7 separate regions of the Homo sapiens genome follow, and all the other regions are linked to region 2. A link is a loop called in an ENCODE intact Hi-C map of the cell type or tissue named here. Cell type or tissue: PC-3. All regions are shown on one strand. Region 1 has its middle 140 kb from the start of SPEF2. Region 2 overlaps CAPSL (calcyphosine like). Region 3 overlaps SPEF2 (sperm flagellar 2). Region 4 overlaps SPEF2 (sperm flagellar 2). Region 5 holds the start of PRLR (prolactin receptor). Region 6 holds the start of SPEF2 (sperm flagellar 2). Region 7 has its middle 90 kb from the start of SPEF2.

Region 1 (4,000 bases), 450 kb after region 2:
ATAATATTTTTTTCAAATTCTCTCATAACATTCCAAATGACTAGTTTTCTCTGCTATATTTTCTCAACTTTCAAATTAAAATTCTTTGCTTTAAAGTTAAAAAAAAAAAAAAGAAACATAACCATCCCTCCTCCAGATTTTCTAGTAGATTCTATAGTGAAGGTGAAATTAAAGGAACCATTTAAGTAAACAAGAGGAATGTATTTTTGGAAAACTGTCTCATGAAGAGTGCAAAGAAAGTATTTGAATTTGCTTTGAAACATAGAAAGAAACATTTAAAGGAAAGTAGGCCTTGTTGGCATGGTGGAAGAATCTGAAATAGCCAAGAGCAAGGCCAGCGTAAACCTTCCAAGGGCCATTCATTCTAATAATCGTGTCTTCTTTGGACATATAGCTTACTCCCATTTAATCTAGGAAGATATCTGAATTAGGCCTTTGCCTATAGAACTGTGATTCTCATTACCAGCTACACATTAGAGTTATCTGGGAGCTTTAATAAATACAAATGTCTGAATCTCACTGACTGGATAGTGGGTTTTAATTGGTCTGAAGTATGATCTGATTACCAGAATTGCTGAAAGCATTTCAGAGATTTTTAATGTGCAGGTAGATTAATAACCACTGCTCTAGTTAACTTAGCAAGTACTGCAGCAGTATAAAATTAACCTAAGATTGACAGTAGAGTAATTCACAATGCTTTGCATTTGCAGTTCATCATTAGCTAAAAACTCAATATTTTCAGTGTTTCCCAGGCCCTTAAATAAACAAAGCTCTTATTTTGAGGATTTGTCACCACACTGTTAAGAGAGTCTTTTTTTTTTTTTCTTAAGTGTCACTTTTGTAATCAGCCCTGTGTACATTCATTGTTCAGGGACAACTGCCTGATCTTTCACAGAGAAGCTTTTACTTCTGAAATTCCCAGATTCTTTCCCCAAAGTCCCTGTTCTCTGCATAGAACTTCCCTCCCCGCTCTAGCCTCGATAATATACCCTATGAGATCGGCACAAACAAGACATTCTGAGTCTTGACAGAAGGACAGAATGTGAGAGGAGAATAAAAGTTTCCTTTGTGTAGAGCATTGGTTGAACTTGCTGGTGTTGGTGAAGGAATTCAGCTTCCTGGTTGCATAGTATCTGTGTAGTTTCATTTTCATTTTCACTTTTCCCTTGTTCATTCAACAAATATTTGAATCATTACCATATGCTACTCACTTTGCTGAGCGTTAAGGATACAGTAATGAATAGGAAAGAAAGGAGTGATGAATAGGAAAGAAAGAATAGAACTGAAAGGAGGGTGGTGGAGAGTCCTTTCTCCTCAAATTTAATTTTAATAGAATAGATTTAAACACGCAGAGATTGTATAAAGCTGACAGTAGCCATCAAGTATGGCTATGAAGTGGGTTGTACCTCTGTATGGCTCTTTCTAAAACTTTGGCAGGGACCACTCAGTACTTGAGCTTTTGGTGCTAAGGTACTTCTAAGCCATGAACTTAAGCCTGCCTCTATTTGGAGGCTTTTTTTTTTCCTAAAACATGAAATTGTTTCCTAAAGAAATGAATCAAAATCCAAGCTGATTTTGCAAATAAGAAATCTTAGAAGAAAGGGATTTTGTCAGCCACTAATATAAAATCATCTGGGAATACAAAATTTTTACTGAACTAGAATCTCAGTGGCTGACAGGGGAACCTGCATTTTTAACATGGACCCCAGGACTAAAGTATGATAACTGTCACCTCAGAGAATCTGGTCTGTCTCTCATTGACATTTTTCTTTTATCAATCCCAATCAGTGAGTCCTTATGGATATTTTTCCAACTTGATTATCAAGTCAATAGGTTTCCACAAGGATTTTGAATAAGGCTATCTTCTTAAACTAGTATTAATAAATCCCGTATATGATATATGGGACGCCATCTGGTGAAGTAACAAAGGAACTTGTCTATAAATGTTTGAACTGAGGAGAGGGGAACACTCAAGGTCAGCCATCCAAAGCAAGTGAGGAGCAATTCAGGTGGGCAAGACTAGAATATGTTAGTAATCAAAACATTGAAACCTACTCAATGACATTGTAGTAGGGCTGAGAAAAGCCTGTGAACAGGTCTATTTATGCCTTCTCTCTAGTTTTAGACTTTATGTTGTCTAAAACAAACAAACAAAAAATCCTGTTATTGTCACTAAGCATTGACTGTCCAGGAGAGAAATAGAGAGAGAAAAAATAAATGTCTGATAAAAAGAGAAAGCCTTTTGTCTCTGAGTTAGAGAGGAGCCACCAGGCTTCATCATGAACTGGAGGAAGTCTTCTGAAGACTATCTCAAGACTTGGCTCAAGGTCCATAATCATTGCTCAGTTTTCTTACTGTAATCTGGAGTTCCCCTGAGATTTCAATACTAAGAGAGTGCACTGGCCAGAACATCTTTGCATCCCAGTGCCCTTAGTGTTTATTTTTCTCACTGTGAATTCATATGCTGGCATGTGGTTTATCCTTTTTTCTCTATTGAGCCTGGAGAGTATTGGTTGAGCCCCCAGCTCCATCAACCTCTCTAATTATGGTGTCAAAACAGAAAACAGAAACAGAGTTTCTTGACTTCAAACTTGAGCATTAAGACTCTGTGGGACTACACTTAGGTGAGCAGCTGGACTCATTCAATAACATGTTTAGGTTGTTTCTCAACAACCGTAACACATATGATAGACTTTTTAGAGCTCTTAGGAGACAAGCTTTTATTTTACAAAGAAGGAAACAGATTGAAAGAGGTGAAGTGGTGAGCTAAGGCCAAAAAGCAAGAACATGGATGGATAAGGACAGAAAACTTTTCAATCTAAGGGTAATGTTTCTTCTACAGCATGACAGCATCTCTCACAAACTGTGCTTGCCACAATGACTTTGTTTTCATCCACTTATATGTCCACTGAGCTTTTGATGACAGTATACCTTTGTTAGGATGCAAATAGATAAAATGACTTCATAATTATAGAAACTTTACAGTAATTTTGTCCAAGGCCCTATAGCTTCCAAAACAAATATGTATCAATATATATTGATATACTTCTTAAGCCTGGCATAGATTTCTTCTTTTCCTTTTAGTCACCTAGAAATGTCCCTATCTAAGCATATTAAAAATCAGATTGAAGACAAACAAAACTCCCTTGCTTGAAAATGTGATCTCCCTCCTTTTGAAAATAATAAAAACTGACAAAATATTTATGTTCTATTAAAAGACACAGTCAACCCTTAAACTTGGTTTTTTCCTTAAAAAACACATCACCAAGTACTAAAAGGCTAGTTCCTATGAAACTGTCTCCAGCTAGAAAGGGAGGTCAAGATGCCCCACAAATGTGATTTACTTCCTTAAGCATGTTTAGACAGATCTCTTGCACACAGAATTGCCTTTAAATAAATAGCCATATAAAATTAATTTTGTCTGTTTTGCCTCAAGTTTGTTGTGCTTGAGGTTTATTTGCCTGGTGTTTACAGGGCTGGGGTATAACAGAAAGCAGACCAGAAATCAACACATTTTATCTGGGCTCTCAATGCCATGTTTCAGAACAGTCACTGGCCTCCCACCAGACTGTTGATTGGATTCAGATTATGACCTTCCTATTCGTTCCATTTAAATTACCCTGAAGGTATGACCTCAACAGTGCTCTGAGACAGTGTTGGAATAAGCTTTGCAAACAGCCCAAGCTAGGAATTCAAAAAGCCCTCAGCAGTAGCCTAAGAAAATCTTTATTACAGAAAAACTTACAGATTTGATGTAAAACATGCTTATAATCACTTTGGGAATAGCGTTTGCATGATGTATTACAGCTTGTATGAACTGGAAAGAGAAAACCTCTTCTAAATGATTATCCAAAACAGTTTTAAACCAGGGGTATCTCTGAAACAGTAAGTTGGTATAAACAATTGTTAGGGATTTTAAAATGTAGACTGTTCTCCTTCATTTCACCTCTGATTTTCAGGTAGCTGCACAGCTCTCAGGCTAACATCTTTCTCTATATAG
Region 2 (4,000 bases):
GAGCTGACTAAACCTGCTTCGGTTCCCTTTCAAGGAACGGTCTTTTCCCTGAAAAAGGAAAACCAGGAATGTACGGTCAGAGAAGTCAAAGGAGGGAGAGTTTCCTGAGGGTGAGGTGAGAAGTTTCCATTGGATTTTGCAACAAAGAGGATGTAAAAGCGTTGGTGCCTTATAGTGTCTGGATCAACGATCTCTAGGGTTGCCTCTTTAGCAATAAGATCCCCTTCTGTGTTTGCAGGTAGTTGGCTGCAGATGGAGAGGAACAGAGAAAGGAAGAGAGATGTAATTCAGCTTACTGCCACCAGGGAGCACCAAAGACAAGTCAATAGATGCAGGCTAGGGCTAGAGCAGTTCCCTCTTCCAAGGGTCCTCTTAAATCTGTCTCTGAACCTTACGGAGGGAACCATGAAGATACAGACCCCATGCATTTACAGCTTTCCACATCCTTCCTACAATAATTCGCAAAATCCAGGCGGGAGAGAGTTTGGCGTGGCAGTTGGTTGTGCACCGGGAGGACAGTGGAATGAGACAGCCTTAATGGGACCATTGCTACCGTAGCTACACTCTGCCTCTGCCCCAAATCTCCAGGCTTCTGTGAATATCCTCCCTTGCTGCCAGCCACTGGAGGGTGAGAGTGGAGAGCGCAAGCAACAGCTCTGGATGCCAGCCCCGAGTCCGCCCTCTCCCTCAAACTGCACGTTCTGCCACTGGCCATCTCCTATCTCTTCTTCTCTCTCCGTCCACACGGTCCAGGCAGCATAGCTGGAAACAACAGTCTCCTATTGGCTAGCCTGTCCCGCCTTCCTATCCATTCTTCTCACTTTACAATGCAAACGGCCTTTCCCGTTTTTTCGTTTTTTTTTTTTTTTTTTTGAGACGGAGTCTAGCTCAGCCGCCCAGGCTGGAGTGCAGTGGCGCGATCTTGGCTCACTGTAACCACCGTCTCCTGGGTTCAAGCGATTCTCCTGCCTCAGCCTCCCGAGTAGCTGGGATTACAGGCAACCGCCATCATGACCGGCTAATTTTTGTATATTGGTAGAGACGGAGTTTCACCATGTTGGCCAGGCTGGTCTTGAACTCCTGACCTCAGGTGATCCGCCCGTCTCTGCCTCCCAAAGTGCTAGGATTACAGGCGTAAGCCACCGCGCCCGGCCAGAAGACTTTGTGGTCTCCTGTTTTTTAAGAAGACTTTTTCCCTTTTTTGTGGTCTCCTGTTTTTTAAGAAGACTTCTTCCCCTTTTAAGAAGACTTTTTCCTTTTTTAAGAAGAATTTTTCCCTTTTTAAGAAAACTTTGCGGTCTCCTGTTGCTCTCAGGAGAAAATCCAAATCCCACCCTGGCACCCCAGGCTCTTTGGGATCTGATGGCTGCCCGCCTGGTCAGTTTCATCTTTACCCACAATTCCCCTTTCCCTACTTCCTCCGAATCTTCACTACTGTTCATCTCCCCCTGCCACCCATACCTCTGTTCTCCAACCATACTGAAATACTTGTACTTTCCTAATTATATTGTTTTCTCTCTCACCTTAGTCTGAGTAGTTGGTACACCTGCTATCTAAAATATCCTTCTATCCCCACGTCCCCAGCCTCGATAACTACCACCTTCCATTAGGATGAAAGTTTAGACATCACCTCCTCTGAGAGGTCCTCAGAAAGCCCCACTCCCAGGCCAGGTAAGCCTCCCGTCCTCTTGTGATTGCATCCCCTGCTCAGCCCCCAGGCTGTAAGCGTTGTCTTGGTCCTGCTTTCATCCTACCCCTAGCACAGTGCATGGCGCTTCCTGAGCTCTTAGCAGACCTGTGTGGAAGGCAGAGACTGAACCGCATGCCTGGCCGGGGGAATGTGCAGACGCCTGAGAACACGTGGTGGCGCTGCGGCCAAGTGCGTCGGGAGCGCAGCCTCTTCGCCTTGCACAGGGATGCGCTCCGTTGTCACCACACCGGATCTTTAAGGTTCAGACAGAGTCTTCTACAGGCAGAGACACTTTGTGCACTGCTATGAAGTCGGTGACATATGTTTGGGGACTGACTCTTGCCCTGGTGCCTGGCGCCTTTATTGAAACTTCAAAGCTGAGCATCTCCCTTATGCACTTGAGATCCTGTGCAATCCTGCCTTCCTTAAAAGCCCCGGTGCTTAATAAACTTTTCCCTTCTGCTTAAATACAGGAGATCAGGATTCAAACTAATGAAGACTCTAGGCTATTCAAGGGCTTGCTCCTCTGAGTAATTCCTCACACTCCCACACTCTATTCCAGCATAGTGCCTCGAAAAGAGTACACAATACAGTTAGCTAGTGGTTGGTGAACTGGGTGATTCAATGATTAAAAGGGATGCTTACTATGGGCATTTCAAGTTTCACGGTAGGCTAGCAGGAGAGAATGGACTTTTTTCCCCTTGAATTTATTAGACTCCAGAAATAAACTGCCAACATCATCGCTGGGTAGGGTCAGCCTCAAGAGGTGGGACAGCCTGAGGTACTGGGCTGGCAGTTTCTTGCCTTCCTGGACTCGATCCCACTTTCCTATGAGAAAGCACCATCAAACTGTGCTTTGAGATTCTTATATGTTATTTCACAAACCACAAACATGATGAAGCAGAAAGAGCCCTTAGGAATCAGAAGCCGTCTGTTTTGGTCTTGGCCAGGACTTTTGAGCAAGTCACTTTGCCAACCCAAGCCTTAGTTTCCAAGTTTGCAAAATGAGGTTGCACTAGAGAATCTTCAAGGGTCATACAGTTCTAACAGCATGTGGATTACTGTGAGTCATGTTTCCGTGCGACTTGGGCAAGTTACCTGATTTCTCTGCATCCTAATTTCTTTATCTGTGAAATACCAATAATAGTAGTAACTAGCTCATAGGCTTGTTTTTCTTTTTTAACCTTTGCTAATTTACCAGGATGACTACGTGCCCAGCACACTTTAAATTTTTTTTTTAAATTGACAGATAAAGTTGTATGTATTTACTTTGTATAACATGATGTTTTGAAGTATGTATAATTGTGGAATGACTAAATCTAGCTAGTAACATCTGTGCATGGGTTTTATTTTATTGAGATGAATACACATAACATAAATTAGCAATTTTAAAGTGTATATTACATTCACAATGTTGATAAACCACCGTCTATGTCAAGTTCCAAAACATTTTTATTACCCCTGAAGGAAACTTTACATTCATTAAGCAGTCACTCCCCACTGGCCCTCCCACCCCAGCCCCTTGCAACCATTAATTTGCTTTCTGTCTCTATGAATTTGCCTATTCTGAATATTTCACATAAATGAAATCGTACAATGTGTGACATTTTGTGTCTGGCTTCTTGTACTTAGCATAACATGGCCAAGGTTTGTCCACATTGTGGTATCTATCAGTACTGTGTTCCTTTTTATGGCTGAAGAATGTTTCACTGTATGGCTATACCACAATTTGCTTATCCCTTTATCCATAGGTGGACATTTGGTTTGTTTCTACCTTTTGGCTGTTGTGAATAATGCTGCTATAAACATGGGTATATGTGCATTTGTTTGAGTTCCTGTTTTCAGTTCAACTCAAGGGGTTTTTGTGGGAACTGGACACATGCTTACTACCTAGTGGGGGCACCACTGATGCCTTTAATATTATTCTGAAGGTGTGCAAAGAGGGTCCCACTGGGGATCTGTCCCAGATCCAGGAGCTGGATCTCACTTTCTCTCCATGACTGGTTTTTAGTCTCTGTTTCTCTTCATTCTCACTTACTGTCATGGATGGCAGGGAAAAACCAGAGCAAAATGAATAAGGTGGACAAGGTAGGGGAGATGTCATGGGAAATGAGAATGGGAGGTGAGTGGCTGGGGACAGCCATTGGGCAAGTATCATGAAGCAAGGTCAAGGGTCAGGAAAGATGATGGTGGTCCTGGGAAGGATCAAGACTCTGAGGTGGGTTTAGAGAATGAGAAGGGCATGTTGTTGACACCAGTTCCTGCTTCCATAGGGGTTGGGGTGGGGATGGGGCGCATGCCACTAGCAGA
Region 3 (4,000 bases), 210 kb after region 2:
TGAGAGCTGAGCATAAATTATAGCCCTTAAAATTTTAACTAAAACTTTTATCTCAGTGTTAACTCACCAATTAGCTCTAGTTATACAAACCCAACATATCATATAATTAGAGAAGGGTGAGATTCTCTTTGAGAATCATGGTTATGATTCTCAAAAATGTTTGGACATTTGAGAATGTCCAAACATCGATTTTAGCATGTTATGTTTTGAACAGTACACACTCTTGGACTGCAACAGCACTGGCAATTTGTGATGAACAGTTTAAAAAAGACACATACTTCATGACAATGCCCCTTGAATGAACCTGGAAGAAGTAAATTGCATGCATGCATACTGCATTTCAATCTTTAGTTAATTTATTGCTACAGCACCTTCAATATGAATCTAACTGATACGCTTTTTAGAGCCTGGGATTTTCTTTCACCAGCTATCAATTACTTTAGAAATTATACCCCCAACAGAGCAAGACTCTGTCTCAAAAAAAAAAAAAAAAAGAAATTATATCCCCCTATTTCACAGAAATAAAGTAAAATAGAAAAAAGAACATAAATGAAACTAGGGTCAGGAAAAATATAACTTAAAGTAGAAGTTCAAAATCAGGAGAGGAATTAGAAGGCAGACATGGAGATCTAGGTCCTTGCACAGATACTAAACCTGAGCCACGAGTTTTTTTCTGAACTTCTAGTCAGCCAAAACACAAAGGAAAATGCTCTCATTTTGAGGCGCCCATTATCTAATCACCCAGAGGAAGAGACATTTTCCTGTCCCTTGATTCTGAACGAAATTTATCACCTAGGATTTCATATAGGGGCCACGGAATGATGTAGTGGGCATAATATTCCTTCAGAAAATATAATACCAGGTTATTATTGGTATAATAAAAGTTTCACCTCCACTGCTATGTTAAGTTGTGGAGGACTTTTTTTTTTAAAACTGGAAGTTTTATTTCATTTCAATGGACATTAAAGTTGGCCTACTAAATTAGAAAAATAAGGAAAGTCATTAGTGAGTTTTGAGTGAAAACATAAGTCTTCAGAAAAACTGTTCTTAACAAAATTCTTTACAATAAACAATTATATAAAAAACTTAAAATTGGCCAGGGGTGATGGCTCAGGCCTGTAATCCCAGCACTTTGGAAGGCTGAAGCGGGGAGATTGCTTGAGCCCAGGAGTTTGAGACCAGCTTGGGCAACATGCTGAAACCCCATCTCTACAAAAAAATACAAAAATTAGCCAGGCGTGGTGGCATATGCCTGTTGTCCCAGCTACTCGGGAGGCTAGGGTGGGAGGATTGCTTGGTCCTAGGAGGTCAAGGCTGCAATGAGCCATGATCACACTACTGCACTCCAGCCTGGGCAACAGAGTGAGACCCTGTTTCAAAACAAGAAACAACAACTTAAAATCAAACATTATTGTTTCATAATCAAACGTTATGCAGAAGAAAATTTTGCAAGGCTGATATTTTAGAGATAGTGTCGCATGGATAAAGCCATAGGCATTTACAATTAACTGAAAAAGGCAAGCAATGCAATGCCACCAGATTAATTTAAGTTGTAAGATACTTGGGCAGTAGGGAAGCAGTCAGGGACAATAAATAAATAAATAAATAAATAAATAAATAAATAAATAAAAATAAACCCAAAAGACAAACCAACCTAACCTAAAAACAAGCTGGACTTAATAGCTTGCATTTCAGAACTGAGGCCATGTAATTGTAATATTAAGAAAAAAAATACAAAGTAAATACCAAATACGAATGTCAGGTCAAAAGAATTTTCAATAAAAAAAATCAATAAAAATAACCTGTTAATGCTCAAATAGATAACTTAAAAGTACCTGACTGTTAAAAAATAGTTACAGAGTACATATCCAAATACCGTAAAAGGGACACCACCCCTCATAAATAGGCTTTTAAAAGTTCACTTATTGAGGGTGTATGCATGACATAAATTTTCCAGGGAACTTATGACTCTTTAAAAAAGCAGGGAGTGGGGTTGGGGGTGGGGAAAGTAACTCAAAGTTCTCTAAAATATTTGCAAGGTTCTCTTTACTCTTTGATGGTTGAAAAATTCTCTGAAGAAACTCAAACAAGTCATAAGAATTAAAATCCCTTGCATGAGATACAATTTAGAACAAAGTAAAACCATTAAAATCCGTTGCCAGTATGTAGTTACACCAAGAACTTACATCAAGCTGTAAACATTTGTTAATTCAAATTCTAAAATATATATACTGTATATAAAATATATACTATATAAAATATATATACTGTATATAAAATATATAATACTATATATAACATATATACTATATATAAAATATATAATACTATATATAACATATATACTATATATAAAATATATAATACTATATATAACATATATACTATATATAAAATATATAATACTATATATAACATATATACTATATATAAAATATATAATACTATATATAATATATATACTATATATAAAATATATAACACTATATATAACATATATACTATATATAAAATATATAACACTATATATAATATATATACTATATATAAAATATATATAAAATATATATATATATTTTGAGACAGAGTCTGTCACCCAGGCTGGAGTGCAGTGGCGCAGTCTTGGCTCACTGCAGCCTCCGTGTCTCCCGGATTCAAGGGATTCTCCTGCCTCAGCCTCCTGAGTAGCTGGGACTACAGGTGTGTGCCACCATGCCTGGCTAATTTTTGTATTTTTTTAGTAGAGATGGGGTTTCACCATGTTGGCCAGGATGGTCTTGATCGCCTGACCTCAGGATCTGCCCACCTCAGCCTCCCAAACTGATGGGATTACAGGCATGAGCCACTGCGCCCAGCTCCAGTTCATATTTTTAATTGTTTATAAATTACTGGCTTAAAGGATTACAAAAAAATGTAGACAGGTCTCAAAAACTTCAAGAGTTCCACTAAAAATAGATGGCAAAAATTAAATGTTCTGCTTTAGTTAACAGTATTGTACCAAGGCTCCTTTCTTAGTTTTGTAAATGTTCTAAGGTAATGTAAGATTTTTATTTTATTTTTTACCGAAGTGCTTATCAGTGAAGGAAATCCAATAAGGGGTCCAAGAAAACTTGATTCAGTATGTAGCTTTCGGATGGCACAGCTTAGTCCAAGGATAACAGCTAAAATATCTCTGATAAATGGATATTCTGTATATTAGATATTGTCTAAATTATCCCTGCAAGCATCACTTTTCTCAGCAGGGCCTTTGGTAAGCGCCAGGATGCAGAAAGTTTGCGACTATATTCTTTGGCAAGGGCTTATGATTTACAAATGCCTGAGAGAAGTGGTCAATGTATACTACTATACAAATCTAGCTATTTTCACTGAGATAGTTATAAAATGCAGAATTACATGTAATTATATATATTTTTATCTGCTGTACCTTTTCTTTTGAGTGCGGTCTCACCTTTCTTCCCTTTTCCTTCCTGAAGAGATTCTTGCTTACCATGCGGGGCTTCTAAACAAAATTCGACACACAAAAATCATTGATGATTTACTTCAATAGCCTGGGCTATATGATTGTAAGCAAGCTAATGCTATTTCCCATAGGTAAACAGTTACATTTGTGAACTGCATAAAATGGCTCAGGTTTTTACTTTGAGTTAAAATTATCCTGAAGACAGACTATGGGTTGAAACTTCTGGAATGATAGCTCTAATAGCAGCATTATTCTGTCACATTGAGATGTTTAGTCCTAACTTTAATATAAACATTTGGTAGTGGATTTGATCATAAACTCTTTAATGGAACTAGCTGTGGCATTTTTAAAAGTTAATCACAAATCCATTTGGAGCATATGGCTGTATTTGGATTTGTTTCAACTGAATGTGCCTATACAACAAGACAACTGTATCTGTGATAAAAATGATGCCAAAGCCAGGTACAGTGACATGCACCTGTAGTCCCGGCTATTGATGAGGTTGAGGCTAGAGGATGGCTTGAGCCCAGGAGTTTGAGT
Region 4 (4,000 bases), 270 kb after region 2:
ACATTAATGCCAGGTCACTAGAATACTTCTATGTACAGATGGTTCCATCTACTACACTCTTCCATCATCTATGAAAGTGCAAGTTACTCTATCAACTCTCAGATCAATTTTTGACTGCTTAGAACAGTCGCTGAACACTTATTGAAAACACAGCAGTTGAAATTTGGCTTGCTTGCCATGCCACACATGTAAGCACAGGTCTGACTGGCTTCTTGCTCATGCCCTAGAGATTCAAGTGAGAAGACTCAACTCAGAGCTCTTGTCCTATCTCATGTCCAAAACGTAAAGGATCAGGAAGAACCCAGTGGTCTTCCCAACAGAAAGTTAAGCACATTCAATTTAGTGAGTCAAATGGGGGCTTGGTACAGAATTCATAGATTCATTCCAAATTTATCATTAAAAGATACATTTTTATGTATACAAAGATCAAATAATCATCAATTCTCATCTGCATCCTCTTCAAAAAGTAAACAGAATAATACAATAGTACAAGATATACCATAATGTTACTTGCCTAGAAATAATGAATTTTTATATTATGTATAATCATTGCTTTTGTTACAAGTAATTAATATATTTGGTTTACAATATTACTTATAATCTTATTATTCAAAAAATAAGGATATATTATTAAAGTGTGTAGAGACTTGTCATCAATTCTTATATAGACACAAGTACTCTGATAAAAACATAGTTAACTCATGTTTAATTTTTATGATGTAATACCTGCATATTTATAATATAGACCATATTGTAGTATAGGTCATAATTTGGAGGTTTGCGCCTCCCAGCTGATCTCCTAGTGAATAAGAGAAGTATCCTATTTTTCTTCTGCCTGCACCTGTGCCTAGCATGCCCAGCAAATAGTTGATGTCTGCTAAATTTCAAATAATGTGCTAAAAAACACCATACATACATAAAAATCAAACTAAAGTTCCAATCATTTTATCAGCCGGGGCTCAACCTTTGATTGTATTCTGTCACTGAGAAGAGTTGAGCACAAATTATGTAGGTACCAAGCACTCAGTAAGGCCAAAGACAGAGTTTAACCCTATCTATTTATTAAGATTTAGTATTTAATTGTGTAGCGTAACACTTTTAGATCTTTCATCAAAAATCTTATTATATTTGTACTTAAGTGTGTTGTGTAAAAGCTCCTGCCCTGGATTGAGCGTGGGTTAATAGCTCTCTCAACACAATATTTATGCTGTCAATAATATACTTAACAAATTGCTTCTCCTTTATCAATTAGTCAACCCATCCATCTGTTGTCTTATTCCAATAAAGGTGAAAAAAAACTACACATTATGTACTTGAATAAATATTCATTTTACTAGATGTAGGTTTCTTGAGGGCAGTGATTATATTTTCTTTTTATCTGTTTGCTTGCCAGACCTTCATCTAATGTAATAATTGTATGTGTATAATCTATTAGTAGCAGAAACCTTGGTCAAATTTGTGTTTCTTAAGAAGTAGTTGCTGGGAAAAGCCTCTGACAAATATATTAACCCAAATACCAAATTACAGCAGCCAATAACCCCAGCTAAAGAAACAAATAGCAGACAGGATTTATTATTCATCTAAAAAATGAAAAAATGGAGGAACCTTGTTACACGGGGAAAAACCAGCCATGAGGGCTCTTGCATTGCTGGCATGAGACATTATTTCATTCTTCCACAAAAGAAAAACGATGGACTTTGAGGTGGCATCCAGAGAAACTGTTCAGGAGCAGGCTATGAAAAAGGCAGCTGCAGAAAGTGCTCCTGAGGTTCAAGTTGGGAGACTGTATTGCCTTCTGGAGTCAAGTTAGTGTGAAGTTTTTCAATGTGCCCAGAACATTCTTGATTCTAAGCTAAGATTCAGCATGAACTAAAAAAAGTAGTGATTAATGAAATGGCTTAAGAAGGGTGCTATATTGTAACCATAGCCTCTGTTTTCTTGAAAAGTTTGCTCTAGGCCAGCACTTCCCAACGTTTTTCTTTTTAAGGCCAAAAGAGAAAACGAACTTTGTGCAACACACTGGAAAGGATTTAGATTCTCAGATGAAGCTGTTCACAGCCACAGGTAACTGGCCCAGGGACTTCAGCTGCCCCAGGCCTTCTCCTCCTGCTGTAAGTGAGGGTGTCAATATCTCAGATGCCCTCTGCTGGAAATCTTTGGCAGGACCAAGTGAAGGCTTCTGTGAAGAAGGGACCTGACACTACTATTTCCCTCCCTTTTCTCTCAAAATAGAACCCCAATTTTATGCAGGGAAACAGTGTGTCCAGTTAAAGACTACGTTTCCCAGCTTCCCACTCTGTCAGGTGTGGCCATGTGACTGAATGCTCTCCAATAAGATATAAGCAGAAATGTTATATGGGACTTCTGGGAAGGCTTTTGAAAGAAGCTATTTCAGATAGGAGATATCTACTTTTTTGTCTGTCTTCCTTCCTGATATCTGGAACATGGGCCAAGTGGCCGGAGTCCCAGCAACCATCTTGTATCATGAATGTAACCTTGAGGATGAAAACCACACAACAGGACAGTGAGGCAAAAGAAAGGAGAAGCCTCAGTCCTTGATAACCCTGGAGCTACAGCATACACTATGGGCTGCTTACCTTCTGATTTCTATTACATGAGAGACAAGCAGATTTCCCTCTAATTTCATTCACTGTTGTTTTGGGGTTTCTGAAACTAACTGATAGAGACCTAGGGTCTGGTTGGGTTGGCAAAGGCAATAGGGAGCAGGTAAATGTTTGCAGCTGTAATGTACAGGGATGATCTTTAAGACATTTAATAACTGACATGGCAAGGACACTAACCAATAGACATGGATACTGGTGCAGGGCCTGGGAGACAGTGCTGTGCTTCATCTTAACTATGGTTGCTAAACTGTGTGGAAATTGAGGGGTCCCAGGAAAGGGGCAGGCCAGGGAGCTACAGAAAGTAGCATTCACCAAGTAGCAAAGTATTCAGTAGTTTAAGATGGTCTTTCTGGTGGACACCAACTGTTTATCACCACAGAGCCTATGGTTAGAGAGATGGGTGAAAGAATGAGAAGAAATTGGTATTTTCATGGGCCAAGGTCAGGGTAGGTGTGTGCTAGGGTTCAAGTGGTGGCTGCATGGATGAGGAGACTTGGATTATGTTGTTTTTACAGGTCAGGATCAACACTGATAAATGGGAGTGGGAATCAGAATAGGGCATCAGGAGTTTCTGCAGAGGGTAGGAGGAAAGGCAATGTACATGAGTATTCTCCATTTTGCTTAATTTTCTTTCTTACACCTGACTTCATCATTTCTTCCTTATGGCTCTGATTTTCCTTGTTCCTCCTCATTTGACTGTCTCTCCCTTCCGTCAGGAAATTTTAATATGAAACTGAAGTATGTAATTTTTTTCTGCTTTTCTTTAGAATTAGTACCTTCTTTAACAGAGATTTATCTCATATTTCGTAAGATGTAAATGCATAGAGTTTGGATCATTTCCATTTAAAAATATAAAAAAACCCAAGTTGTTCCTACATATGTCATCCCTAATGAATTATTTTCTGTGAATCAATGACCTCTCATAGAAAACAAAGTGTGAAGGAGCTTTATCTTTAGGTAGATGAAGCCAGTTAATGAGGAACTTTGTTCAATGGACCCACCAAAGTGACTGTCTTAGTGACATTTGTTTAATGAACTCATTCACTCAACTTCTTACTGCTGGTCTCTATGCTAACTGCTGAGGATACAGCATGATATAAACCAAACTAGAATCTAATAAAGGATTTACTGTGACAAATTTAAATTAGTGGTACCTTGAAACAATTTTAGTGAATGTTTAAAAAATATGTGTGAACTTAGAAGAATAAACATAGCACAGAAAAATAAATCAACTTTACATTTCGTAATAGTCTCTTTCTCTCAGATATTTATAACAGTTGCTAACAATCTGAACTTTAGCTCATTTATCTTCCCTAATTACTCTCTGAATCAAGATTCTTTGGAGTGAAAAGATCCTGGAATAGCTCTTCCAGATA
Region 5 (4,000 bases), 700 kb after region 2:
AGAGAATAAACACAGCACACTAGAAGTTTGCGCTTTGGGTATTAAAAAAAAAAAAAAGCAAAACCTTCTTAGGTCACTGACTATCTTCTTTTGCTCCTTTCTATCTGACTCCTCAGGCAAGGTGCAATTCAAATCCCTGGAGAACCTCTCAAATATAGCTGCTGTTCAATGTTACTCAGAAATAAGGAAAGAAATTTGACACGGAGACACTCCACATCTTGGCTGCCTGGAAAAATATCATCTTTGAGGTCATTCAACTCACTAAGTCATTTTTATTATTGTTTTGTCTGTCTATTTTCTGGTACAGTCTCAATGAAAGATATGTGGCCCTAATCATGCAAAACCGATCTGGGGGGAATCAGTTGTTTCTTCAGGTCTTCGCAGGATTCCAGCTCCCCCAACTACCTCCGTCGCCTTCTAAAACTGGCAGGCTCTGGACGTTTTGCATGCTGAAGAAAATCACTGTTTTGCCTCCAGCAAGGAACATAAATGTTGCAACACTGACTCCTCCTCTCATGAAGAAAGAGTGAACAAGTGCACCGAGTTGAGCTTCTTCTCACAGAGCCACCGGGCTGGGGACCGGGGAGCGGAGGCTGAAATCCCCAGACGCCGGTTTTCTGGGCTGGGCTTTCTGCCTTACTCACTCCTTCTCCCTCTTTCTGGATTTTACCGACCGTTCGCGAAACAGCTTTCCACACAATGGAGCTTCATGTCCTCGTGCAGGAAGTACTCATCGACTGATGTGGCAGACTTTGCTCCCTGGCAAAAGTGAGTACCCATGGCGAGCTGAGGCCGCCTCCGACGGCGCGCGGCAGGGGCTGCGCGGGCGGCCGCTCTCCGGGATGCGGGTTCGAGGCCCGCGTGCTGAAGGGGAGAGCGGGGCCACCGGCGCGGGCTCCTGGAGAGAACGCCAGCCAGGAGCCAGAGTCGGCAGCCGGCGGGGAAGCCCGGGATCCGCCCGCCTCCCGCCCGGATGTCCCTTCTCAGAGGGGCTAAAAAATACTCTTAAGGTGCTTTGCCTCCACCACTGCCCCCAACCCCAGCTTTTACAAACTGCACTCGGCTCGCATTCGCCTTTGTCAAAGGCATCTTCACCTGTATCCTTGAGCATGAGTTTCGGCGTTGATTGTGGGATTCTCAGAATGCAAATTATTTGCGTCAAAATAAAAAGAAAAGAAAAAAAGAGCGGGGAGGGGGAAGGGGCGCAGACAGGTGATGTGATGAAAGCCGGACTCGAGACTCTCCCATCAGCAGCAGCCGCCGCCGCAGCAGCCTCGCGGGCATCCGGCGGGGAAAGTTTAGGGTTAGCAATGCTGACCTGAAAGGTGTTGCTCCTCCCAAAAGTCAGCGGGGGTAGGGGCAGATGAGCAGCCTCCGGGCCAGAAGCCGGAGCTGGACGGAGGCACCTAGGCAGAGGAATTGCAGCCCGGGAGGAAGCTGGAAGGAGAGCCCGCTGGAGAAGGGAGGAGGGAAGGGAAGAGGAGTTGGTTAAAGTCAGGCAAACTCAGGTAACTGGAGGGCCGGCCCGAGTGCTACGGCAGGGGAAGGCAAGGGCTGGAGTTCTGGCTCTTTGAGTAGAAAACTATCCTTTTAGTGACCTCTACCTGTATCCTGGGGAAGCAACCCACACTGCCCTGAAAACAAGCAACGTAGGGGATTCTATGACTGGACTTGAAAATGGTTGCAAAACATTATTATTAGTCTGGAGGGATCACTTTGTCTTCATTTGTCAAGTTGACCGGGCAAGATTTCCCACCTGAAATCGTGCTTCACTTGACCAGGGAAGTGCTGCTAATCCCAATCCTGACCATCAGCTGTGCAAACTTGGGCAAGATACTTACCCTCTCTGGGCTTCGATTTTTTTTCTGCAAAGTTTAGGGAATTAATTAATTATATATATATATTATAGAAATATATATAATATATATATAAATGTTTAATGAGGTGGAAGTGCTGAATAGTGCAAGAGAGGAGCAGATGAAAATATTAATTTCAGTGGTTCTTAAAAATTAGGGGTGATAGGTCCTTTTGAGAATTAGCTGTGAGTCCTCTTCCTGGGGCAAAATGCATATGGCATGTACATAAAATTTTACATGCAATCCCTGAGGGTTTGTGGATACTCCCTGAAAGCCATGCCTGAATCCCAGGTGACAATCCCTTATTCCTCCTCCTGTATCAAGACCACCCAGCCAACTCCTTGCTGCTGGTTGGGCTGACTGTGGGAGTAATCCACAGCCTTCTTGGGGGTCTGGAGTCAGCCACGCTGCTGAAGGAGACAGCTCCCCTGTCATGGGTGAGCTCCCCACATGCTCTCTCCAGAGCTCTACCAGCCTCTGACTCCAGGGGACCCCTCCTCACAACCCTTTTTAATGACTCTCCTAAGGCGACAGTCCTTACCCCTAGAATTTTCAGTCCCACCAACCCTGGAGAGCCATCTAAAGAGGATCGCTGTCTGAATCAGAGTGCTCTTCAGGTCACCTAGCTGGATGGCAGGGAGGCCAAGGCTTTGTTTGGAAATGAAGCAGTCTTTGCTCCCTGAGGCATAGTATGAGTAGGCAGCCATATTCTTTTGAACCTCTGTACTTTGCCTTTAGAGGACTAAGGACTCACATCTCTGGGGACCCTGGGTGTTCCACTAGCAGTGCCAGCAAGGCACATCAGAAAACACACAGGGCTTTGGAGCTCAACAGACTGGGCTTCAGATCTTGACTCCCACACTGAGCAAGCCTCTGAGTTTTCCTGAGCTTCACTTTTCCTGTCAGCACAATGAAAATAATGCTGCTTTTTTTTTTTTTTTTTTTTTGCATGGTTGTTGGGAGAATGGAAATACTATGAATCATGCCTAGCCCATAGTCAATGATAAACTTTTTCTTAATATTAATGTGGCACCATAAATAAGTGTTCAATAGTCTCATGCTTTTAAGAACAGCTTACTCTCTCTCTCCTATGGGGCTTACATTAGTAGAAGAATGAGTAAAATTAGTTCTGGTCTAGTTATGCACAAAAAGGAGTGGTGGCCTCAGAATACAGAGTCAGACTGGCTGTTCGAATTGTGCAGTGTCAAGGAGAGCACTATGTATTGCCGGCAAGTAAAGTATGTCCAGACCGGCGTGGATACTTGACCTGTCTCTCAGTTCTCTTTTGACCCATAATCTTGAGTACAAAACAGCTAGTGCTGTGCCTGCAGCTAAAAACAGCCAGGCATGGAAAGAAGTGTTGTGGCTGGGTCCATCTTCAGAAACTGTAGAGAGAAATATCTCCATTGTCATCTTTCACAGTTTGGCACAGATGTAGCCAACTCAGCATGTACTCTCTCTCCATGGGGTCCTGGTGCCTCCATTGCAAGTGGTCAGATGATGTAGCAATGAAAGAAGGAAACATCGGAAACTTAAAAGGAAATTGGATATCCACAGAGTAGCCAAAGATCTATCAGTATACTTTGGTGAGGTATTCCTGCATGCAAAGATAGCAATATTCATGCCTACTATTTACTGAGCCTTTAAGATGTGCTAAGCACTTTCACACATTGCCTCAATTAATTCTCATAGCAAGATTGCAGAGTATGAGTTATCATTTAAAGCTTTACCAGTAAAGAAACTGAAACATGGAAATGTACATACACCCCCCAACCCCACACCCCACATCCGCCTAGCTCAGGAAAGGCAGAACCAGGATCCAAGCCCAGGTCTGTCTGACTTTGGCACCCACTCTTTTTCCACTACCCAGTGCTCCCAAGCTCCCCAATATCAGGCACTTGCATCAGCCAACCGGATTAAGATTCTTCTAAAAGGCAGGAATAGCCAAATCTAGTGGGTGCTTTTAAGTGGTGTGAACATGTGCTTGGCTTGTGATACATATTAACGGGTAGCAACAACAAGATCACCTATGGGAGGATAATATTCCTGACCCTTCCCAAGCCCAGCCATTAGACTCAAGATTGGCAATATCCAACATTAGCAGGTGAGGCTGGCGCTCTGTCACTGACTTCCTTGGTAATCCT
Region 6 (4,000 bases), 310 kb after region 2:
TATTTTTAGTAGAGACAGGATTTCACTATGTTGGCCAGGCTGGTCTCGAACTCCTGACCTCATGATCTGCCCACCTCGGCCTCCCAAAGGGCTGGCATTACAGGCGTGAGCCACCGCACCCGGCCCGGGTGTGGTTTTTACTAATAAAATAAATGAACTAAATTAAACTAAGCAATATGTAACTGCTTTTCTTTTAGAAGAGTACAACTTAAGGGCATGATATTTTATTTTGGCTCCTATGGTGAGACAGGAATAAGAAACAATAAATGCTAAATATTGTCCTCAGTCCATCATATTTTAGCAAATAAACAGTTGGAGACACAATGGGATAATCGTAGAATACCAGGAAAGAATTTATTGCAGTTCACAGGGAGTGTGTAGATGGTTATTTGACAAAGAAAGAGTCTGAGGTTTATGCCTCAAGAAATGCAACAGGAGATGCTCCGTGCTAAAGATCCTCATGCTGAGAGTATTAATAACTACTTTGCACCCACAGAAACACTACCGATCTAGCAACTTCTGTAGATAAGCTAAGGTTGAACTGGCACCACTGCCTCTCTGGTAGCAAGCTGGTGTTAAGCAAGTTCTTCTGGGAAAATGGACTGAAATGACTTGCCCTGAAAACCTCTTCCCTTAAGCAAAAAAAGAAAAAAAGACAAACAAAACCAACTGAAAAATGAACTCCTGAAGAATTACAGGGCAGTCAAGGAAGCTGCCAGCATGTAAAATTGTCTCTGTGGTTGTCAGACTTGGAAACTTTGGGTGGCAACTGCATGGTTAGGATAAAATTAGGTTGGTGAATAAGGTCAGCTTTGGGCAAGAGCCAATAGTGACCAGAAATAGCTAGTTTGTGATTTGGGGCTTAAAATTTACTAAAATTTGTAAATGTTAACATATTCTACATTAACTTATTTTTCACCCACCCTCCCCTGCTGGTCAGTTAAGTATGGAAAGCATTATTAGGTCCATTTTATAGAGAAGGAAACACATTCAGAGAAGGTATTGTAACTTGTCCAGTGGCTTCATATTTCATCGACTAGCCACCACACCATGCTTCTGCTTCTGGTGATGTGAAGGAGGCATCGTTGGGGTCAGACTACAAAGTCCAGCAAAGTTCCCTCTCCACAGAAGCAAAGGAGACCTTCCTAAACCCTCTGATTGCCTAGAACCACATCACAAAGTCAGAATGCCTGCGGGTTGGGCCCACCGTGACAAGGGTAACTCGAGAGCGGCAGAGTGGGGACGTGACAAGGCCTTGCCCTGGCTGGGGTGAGCTGTAGGGAGGTGGCGGGACGGACCTGGGGCACCGCCGAGCCGAGTTGCTCACTGTGGGATGCTGCCGGCTACGCAGGTGCCCCACCTGTGCAGCTCGCGCCCTGCCCGCCACCTTCCCTGAGTGCGCTGCGCTGCGCTGCAGGCTCTGCGCCCCGCTAGCCCCTCAGACGCTCGCCCCTGGCCGTGGTCACTCACTCACGGTCCGGGACACCTTCAACTCCTTGTTGAGCCACTGGCACAGGATCTCCGACATGGTTCAGCCGGTGCCTCAGACCGCAGGCGGGGGCTTAGAAACTCGCCAGGAACCAAGCCTGCCAGCCCGCGTCCTCCTGTAGCCAAGGGCAACCCTTTGCTATGGAAGCGTATCCAGGCTGGAACTAGGCGAAAGGCCTTAGAGAAGAGGGGACGCTAGGGCTCAGCCGCAGAGGACAGAAAATCGTGTTTCGCCACCTGCTGGCGGGTAAGACCTGAGCGTGCGCCAGCGCAGGAGGAAGCCGTTGGGGGCCTGTGAGAGAAGTTAGGGAGCAGTGGGTGTGGGGAGAGGCGAGGCGGGAACACTTAGGGACACAGCAGGAGCTTCTTAGGTGAGCAGAAAGTAAAACCAGAGTCTCCGCAGGGCTCCGTGGCTCACGCAAATAATCCTACCACTTTGTGGAGGGGGTGGCGCTCGACTGAGCCTGGGAGTTCAAGACCAGCCTGGGCAAGGTAGCAGAAACCGTTTTTTTTTCTGTAAGAAATTAGGCGGCCGTGGTGGCGTGCGCCTGTGGTCCCACCAGCTCAGGATGCTGACGTGGAAGGATCAACCCAGGAGGCGGAGTTTACAGTGAACCGAGATCGAGCCACTGCACTCCAGCCTGGGCAACAAAATGAGACTCTGTCTCAAAAAAGAAGAAGAAAGAAGAAAGAATAACAAGAAGGAGAAGGAGAGGGAGAGGAAGAGGAGGAGGAGAAGAGGAAGAACAGGAGGAAAAGAAGAAAGAGAAGGAGAAGAAGGAGAACAAGGAGAAGGAGGAGAACAAGGAGAGATCAAAGAAGAGGAAGAAGAAGAAAAAAGAAGAGGAAGAAAAAGAAGAAGGGTATTTGGGGTATCCATCACCTTGAGTATTTATCATTTATATACGTTGGTAACATTTCAAATCTTCTCTTCTAGCTATTTTGAAATATACAATGTATCATTGCTAACTATAGTCACCCCAGTTGCTAGCTAACATTAGACCCTATTTCTTCCATCTAACTATAAGTTTGTACCCATTCACCAACCTCTCTTCATTTCCCCTTCCCACCCTCACATCCTTTCCAGTCTCTGGTACTCATAATTTTGTTCTCTATCTCCAGGGGATCAACTTTTTTAGCTACCACATATGAGTAAAACATGCAGTATTTGTCTTTCTGTTGCCTGGCCTATTTCATTGAACATAATGGCCTCCAGTTCATCCATGTTGCTGCAAATGACCTGTTTTCATTCTTTTCCATGGACAAATGGTATTCCGTTATGTATATATACCATTCTTTCTTTTTCCATTTGTTCGCTGATGGACACTTAGATTTATTCCATATCTTGGCTATTTTGAATAGTTCTGTGATAAACATGTGAGTGCAGGTATCCCTTTGATATACTGACTTCTTTTCCTTTGGATAGATACACTGTAGTGGAACTGCTGGATTTTATGGCAGTTCTGTTTTTAGTTTTTTGAGAAACCTCCATACTGCCTTCCATAGTGGTCATACTAATTTACATCCCCACCAACAGTATGAGTTCCCTTTTCTCCACATCTTCTCCAGCATCTGTTGTTTTTTGTCTTTTTAATAATAACCATTCTAACTGGGGTAAGATGGTATTTTATTGTGGTTTTGATATGCATTTGATAATTAGAGATGATGAATTTTTTCATATACCTGTTGGCCATTTGTACCTCTTCTTTTGAGAAATGTCTATCCGTGTCCTTTGCACACTTTTTAGTGGGATTGTTTGTTTTTTTAGTGTTGAGTTGTTTGAGTTTCTTGTATGTTGTGGATATGAGTCCCTTGTCAGATTAATAGTTTGCAAATATTTTCTTCCATTCAATGGGTTGTCTCTTCACTCCGTTGATTGTTTCATGTATTGTACAGAAGCTTTTTAGTTTAATATAGCCCCCAGTTGTCTATTTTTGTTTTAGTTGTCTGTGCTTTTGAGGTCTTATTCATAACATTTTTGCCTAGGCCAATGTCCTGAAGTGTTTTCCCTATGTTTTCTTCTAGTAGTTTTATAGGTTTAGGTCTAACATTTAAGTCTTTAATCCATCTTGAGTTGATATTTGTGTATGTGGTGAGAAATACTGTTCAGCTCTACTCTTCTGCATATGGATAGCCAACTTATCCAGCACCATTTATTGAAGAGAGGGTTCTTTCAACATAGTTCTTGGTGCCTCTGTTGAAAATCAGTTGGCTATAAATATGTGGATTTATTTCTGGGTTCTCTGTTCTGTTACATTGGTCTATGAGTCTATTTTTATACCACTACCAAGAAGTTTTGATTACTATAACCTTGTAATATAATTTGAAGTCAGATATTGTGCTGTTTCCAGCTTATGCTGTATTAATTACTATAGCCTTGTAATATACTTTAAAGTCAGATACTGTGCTGTTTCCAGCCTTGTTCTTTATGCTTAGGATTGCTTTGGCTATATGGACTCTTTATTGGTTCCATATGAATTTTAGGATTGTTTTTTCTATTTCTGTGAAAATG
Region 7 (4,000 bases), 400 kb after region 2:
TAAGAACTTTCACAGGAGTTTTTCTGTTTGTTTTTGCAAAGCTATTCCTATATTCTGTTCATTTGCATTTCTTTCTTAGACATTCAGGCCATACTTAAACACCTTCAAGCAGCTGGCAGTAAGTACCTTATGAGAAAGTATCACTGTAATTGTTTCTACATAGTCAAACATTTTACCTTGACTCAGTCAATAAATTCTAGTTGCCCTATTGGATCCTGAATGTAAATTTATAGAGAATGAACTCTCATGACCTAATCAGAGTCAGGTATTCTCTCAACTAATACATGGTGGCTATGTGGGGTAGGGAGAGGGAAAGGTGGGTGAGGAGGGGATCACACAGTATTGAAGTGGGTGCTGTCAACCATGGGATTGAAATGAGAAGGGAAAAGTGGAAGGGGCGATTTCCAGGAAAACAGGTCTCAGAACCCAGAGAAAGAAGAGTGTGAAGTAAACAAAAACAAAATTTCCACTATAGCATAATATCCTTCAAAATAACTGAAGATAATTGTCAGGCTCTCAGCGAGTCTTCTCTTTTCTGGGTTTTACACTTTAAGATACTTTTTAACATCTTCACACAGCTGTGAAGCCCTTATCTTTTTTAACCTTTCCAAATTTGTGAATATTAGATATAATGTACAGCCCTATAAATGATTAGCATAATGTGTAATTATAAACACCTGTCTAAACACTACCCAGGATGGCAAGCAGAATATTGCCTGCACCTTCAAATTCTCTAATTTATTCATGTCCTGTAGACCCCCGGAGAAAAAAATACTATCTTTTTTTTTTTTTTTTTTTTTTTTGTGACGTAGTCTCTGTCGCCCAGGCTGCAGTTCAGTGGCGTGATCTTGGCCCACTGCAACCTCTGCCTCCTGGATTTAAGCAATTCTCCTGCCTTAGCCTCTCGGGGAGTGAAGATTACAAGTGCCCGCACCACGTCCATTGAATTTTTTGTATTTTTAGTAGAGACGGGGTTTCACCATATTGGCCAGGCTGTTCTCGAACTCCTGACCTCTAGTGATCCACCCACCTCAGCCTCCCAAAGTGCCGGGATTACAGGCATGAACCACCGCGCCCAGCCAAAATGCTATCCTAACTTTTGAGGTAATTGCTTATTTGCTTCTTTTTTTCCCCCTCCTTTTGGTAGTTTATTCACATAACTATATATCCCTAAATGTTTTAGTTTAGTTTTGCCTGTATTTTTTTTTAGCTTTGTATAATGGACACATACACACATATGTCTGTTTGTGTCTTAATTCCTCTGCTCAACATGTTGTTTATAAAATTCATGCATATTGATGTGTGTAGCTATATTTTGTTTTTATTACTGAATTATGACAGGTTTCTTAAATCCATTCTGCAATTGAGGCACATTTGGGAACTTTCCAAGTGGTGTATTATTATGCACAACATTGCTAGGAACCTTTCAGATCATGTATCCTGGTGCCCACAGGTAATTGTTACTCCAAGGTATACATCTAGGAGCAGAAATGTTGTCTTATAGGGTGTGCATGTCTTTAACCTTACAAGATAAGATCAATCTATTTTCTAAAGTGATTGCACCCCAGGCAGGATATGAGAGTTCCTCTTGCCCCATATACACACCATGGCTTAGTCTAGTCATATGTTCAGCCTCTTCTTTGTGGCTGTAATTTACAGGTGTCACTGTCTTCCATCTTGACCCTCAGAATTATACCCAGGACATCAGGTGTGATCTGCCCACAGCACTGTCCTCTCGTTTGTTATTCAATGGCATACATCTATGATTAACCTAATCACATCGATGTTGGACAAACCTAAGTCTTTGTTGATAAGTCACGTCTCTTTTGTATTATATTTTTGCAGTTGATTTTTTTGACCAAACATTAGAACTTTGCACTGATTCTTACTCATCTTATCCAATTTGACCTATGATTCTAGTTATTAAGATTGTGTAAGATAACGGTTCCTTCACTGAAAATACTAGCTGTCTCTCAGCTTCAAGAAACTTTCACGTAATTCACCACTTTATCTCAATGTAAGTCACTGATATGTTGTGAAGAACAGACTATAGAAAAGAGTTTTGGAAAATGTATCCGAAAATTTTTCTCAGGCTACCTCCTATCCACTACCCAGCACTCTCACAATTTAGCTAGTCAGACAGGAGCAAAAGCATCCCTGCTACTTTACCATCCAGGCATTGTCATTTTATGCCTATAACTCCTTAACTTGCGGTTGACATCCTTTCCTTGCTCTTGTTCTAATAGAGCTTACAAAGATCCCACGTGTGTGTGTGTGTGTGTGTGTGTGAGAGTGAAACTTTTCCCCAAGACTCAGATCATTCTGAACTTTGATAAGCCTGGTCTTGTTCTGTACAATTATAGTACCCTGTGACACTCACCTTTGGGTTCATGCCCTTGTTTTTCTCTCATATACAAGTTCTTTAAAATTTGAACTCATCTGAGAAAGCCACTATAATCAGCTTTTTTTTTTCGTATACCTGCCCTATGTTTTCTCGTATGCAATTTTGAAATGAAAATTAAAGTTTTCAAGAACTTCCTCTCTGTCTCTCTATGGCCTAAGATACATGCTATGAATTCATACATACTTTTTCTGATTTTTTTAATGACCATCTCTCTAAAATCTATGGCATACTTTTCATTGGCTACCATGAACTGTAAAATGAATGTATTCTCCCAGGTCCCACCAATTCTTTTTTTATAAACAAATGATCCTATATAGGAAGGACTAGCTTTATTGGGCGTGTGGCTTACTACACAGTTGCACAGAGTCTTATGCTCAGAAGGCCCCACCCACTTAGTTTTAATACTCTGCTGTTGCTATCTTGAAATTCTTAATAAGTTTTGAACAAACGGCCCAGTATTTTCTTTTGCACTGGGCTCTGAAAATTGTGTAGCTGGTTCTGGCACCAATCTGTATTAATAATAGGAAACAATCTATCCATTGTCTCTGTTTCCTATGAGATAAAACTGGCTGTAAGGCAATTTAGGACATTTTCAGATTTTTGTCACCCAACAATACTTCCAGAGATAATAACTCTGTTCTACAATTTACTTCCAAAATCATTCCTCAGGGCTTTTTATCAAGGTCCATCTCCAAAAAATTTCCTTTCTAAAAGTAACTTTGTTTTTCATTATAATACATGTATATTGCAAAAAATTTAGAAAATATAAAGAAGACATTTCTATAATCCATAAATGAAGAGCTTTAATATTTTATTTGATATTCTAATGATCCAGCTTTTAACGTAATTGTGACTATGGGACACCTACAAAATGATGTATATTAATATTCTAAATGGTATTATTTATAAATATATGTATGCTCAATTACAAAAAATGAATTCAACTAAATATAAAGATATTTTAAAAGTTAAAAAGCTTTCTAAGAACTCAACACTCAGAAATAACAACTTTGATAGTTTTTGCTATAGTTTTTATCTCTGCAGATTTTTAATAGATAAAATTGTGCTACATAGCTGATACCTAAGTAAGTAAATACATATCATAATTCAAAAATAATATCAAAGTGGCTTAGTAATGGATTATACTTCACCAATATCTTACCCTTCAATATTCACTTTCTAAATCTACTGTCTTTGCTTTCTCACTTACTTCCAACTCATGTTTTGATCATGTCATATTGCTACTGGTATCTACTAAGTAGAGGCCAGGGATGCTGCTCAATATTCTACAGTGAATACAACAGCCCTCCCTGGCACCCACAACAAATCTTGTCTGACCCCTAATGGCATTAGTGCTGAAAAATTCTAGTTTAATGTTATTCTGGATGTGGCACTCAATACAATTAGGAAAGAGAAAGAAATGAGAAATACAAATGTTAAAAAGACGCACTTATTATTTGTAGGTGAAATGAACATATACTAGTCAACCCCCAAAAACCTATTTAAAATACTATTGATCAGGGATGGAATAATTAATTCTACTAAAAATGGCCTAAAAGAAAATTAATGTGTATTACAACTTGTGATATTTTAAGA

The links. A loop is a pair of places that touch in the nucleus more often than their neighbours do. Peaks named below come from ENCODE experiments on the same cell type or tissue, not always from the same donor. Only the 100,000 strongest peaks of a DNase experiment are listed, where the experiment ranks them.
Region 1: a loop joins it to region 2, with 25 times the contacts of the local background. A loop is called at or near these places in 3 of 110 quality-filtered maps.
Region 3: it touches region 2 in a loop (9-fold over the local background); 2 of 110 quality-filtered maps call a loop at or near these places.
Region 4: it touches region 2 in a loop (14-fold over the local background); 51 of 110 quality-filtered maps call a loop at or near these places.
Region 5: a loop joins it to region 2, with 3 times the contacts of the local background. A loop is called at or near these places in 11 of 110 quality-filtered maps.
Region 6: a loop joins it to region 2, with 12 times the contacts of the local background. A loop is called at or near these places in 68 of 110 quality-filtered maps.
Region 7: it touches region 2 in a loop (4-fold over the local background); 2 of 110 quality-filtered maps call a loop at or near these places.

The regions. Positions count from the first base shown.
Region 1 is chr5:35,476,450-35,480,449 of GRCh38, reverse strand. No RefSeq gene overlaps it. Among named protein-coding and RNA genes, the nearest start is that of SPEF2, 140 kb to the left of the region's middle. In PC-3, no CTCF peak of the experiment used is centred here; no DNase peak of the experiment used is centred here; H3K4me3 peaks cover 1,214 bases; H3K27me3 peaks cover 641 bases.
Region 2 is chr5:35,922,949-35,926,948 of GRCh38, reverse strand. All of the region lies in intron 1 of CAPSL (calcyphosine like), which reads left to right. Among named protein-coding and RNA genes, the nearest start is that of CAPSL, 14 kb to the left of the region's middle. RefSeq lists enhancers at 311-390, 481-530 and a silencer at 1,728-2,022. In PC-3, CTCF peaks have their summits at 314 (motif pointing right), 1,653 and 1,864; DNase peaks (open chromatin) are centred at 308, 1,868 and 2,648; H3K4me3 peaks cover 1,832 bases; H3K27ac peaks cover 1,186 bases.
Region 3 is chr5:35,712,311-35,716,310 of GRCh38, reverse strand. SPEF2 (sperm flagellar 2) reads right to left here. Exons shown (of 37, transcript NM_024867.4): 20 at 3,425-3,499. Among named protein-coding and RNA genes, the nearest start is that of SPEF2, 96 kb to the right of the region's middle. In PC-3, no CTCF peak of the experiment used is centred here; no DNase peak of the experiment used is centred here.
Region 4 is chr5:35,649,503-35,653,502 of GRCh38, reverse strand. All of the region lies in intron 6 of SPEF2 (sperm flagellar 2), which reads right to left. Among named protein-coding and RNA genes, the nearest start is that of SPEF2, 34 kb to the right of the region's middle. RefSeq lists a silencer at 1-96. In PC-3, a CTCF peak has its summit at 2,147 (motif pointing left); a DNase peak (open chromatin) is centred at 2,132.
Region 5 is chr5:35,227,036-35,231,035 of GRCh38, reverse strand. It overlaps PRLR (prolactin receptor), which reads left to right and starts at 549. Exons shown (of 10, transcript NM_000949.7): 1 at 549-768. In PC-3, a CTCF peak has its summit at 1,599; a DNase peak (open chromatin) is centred at 1,545; H3K4me3 peaks cover 1,316 bases; H3K27me3 peaks cover 3,797 bases.
Region 6 is chr5:35,615,526-35,619,525 of GRCh38, reverse strand. It overlaps SPEF2 (sperm flagellar 2), which reads right to left and starts at 1,663. Exons shown (of 37, transcript NM_024867.4): 1 at 1,471-1,663. The coding sequence starts at 1,528. RefSeq lists an enhancer at 813-1,620. In PC-3, a CTCF peak has its summit at 1,729 (motif pointing left); a DNase peak (open chromatin) is centred at 1,675; H3K4me3 peaks cover 1,611 bases.
Region 7 is chr5:35,525,891-35,529,890 of GRCh38, reverse strand. No RefSeq gene overlaps it. Among named protein-coding and RNA genes, the nearest start is that of SPEF2, 90 kb to the left of the region's middle. In PC-3, no CTCF peak of the experiment used is centred here; no DNase peak of the experiment used is centred here; H3K27me3 peaks cover 1,964 bases.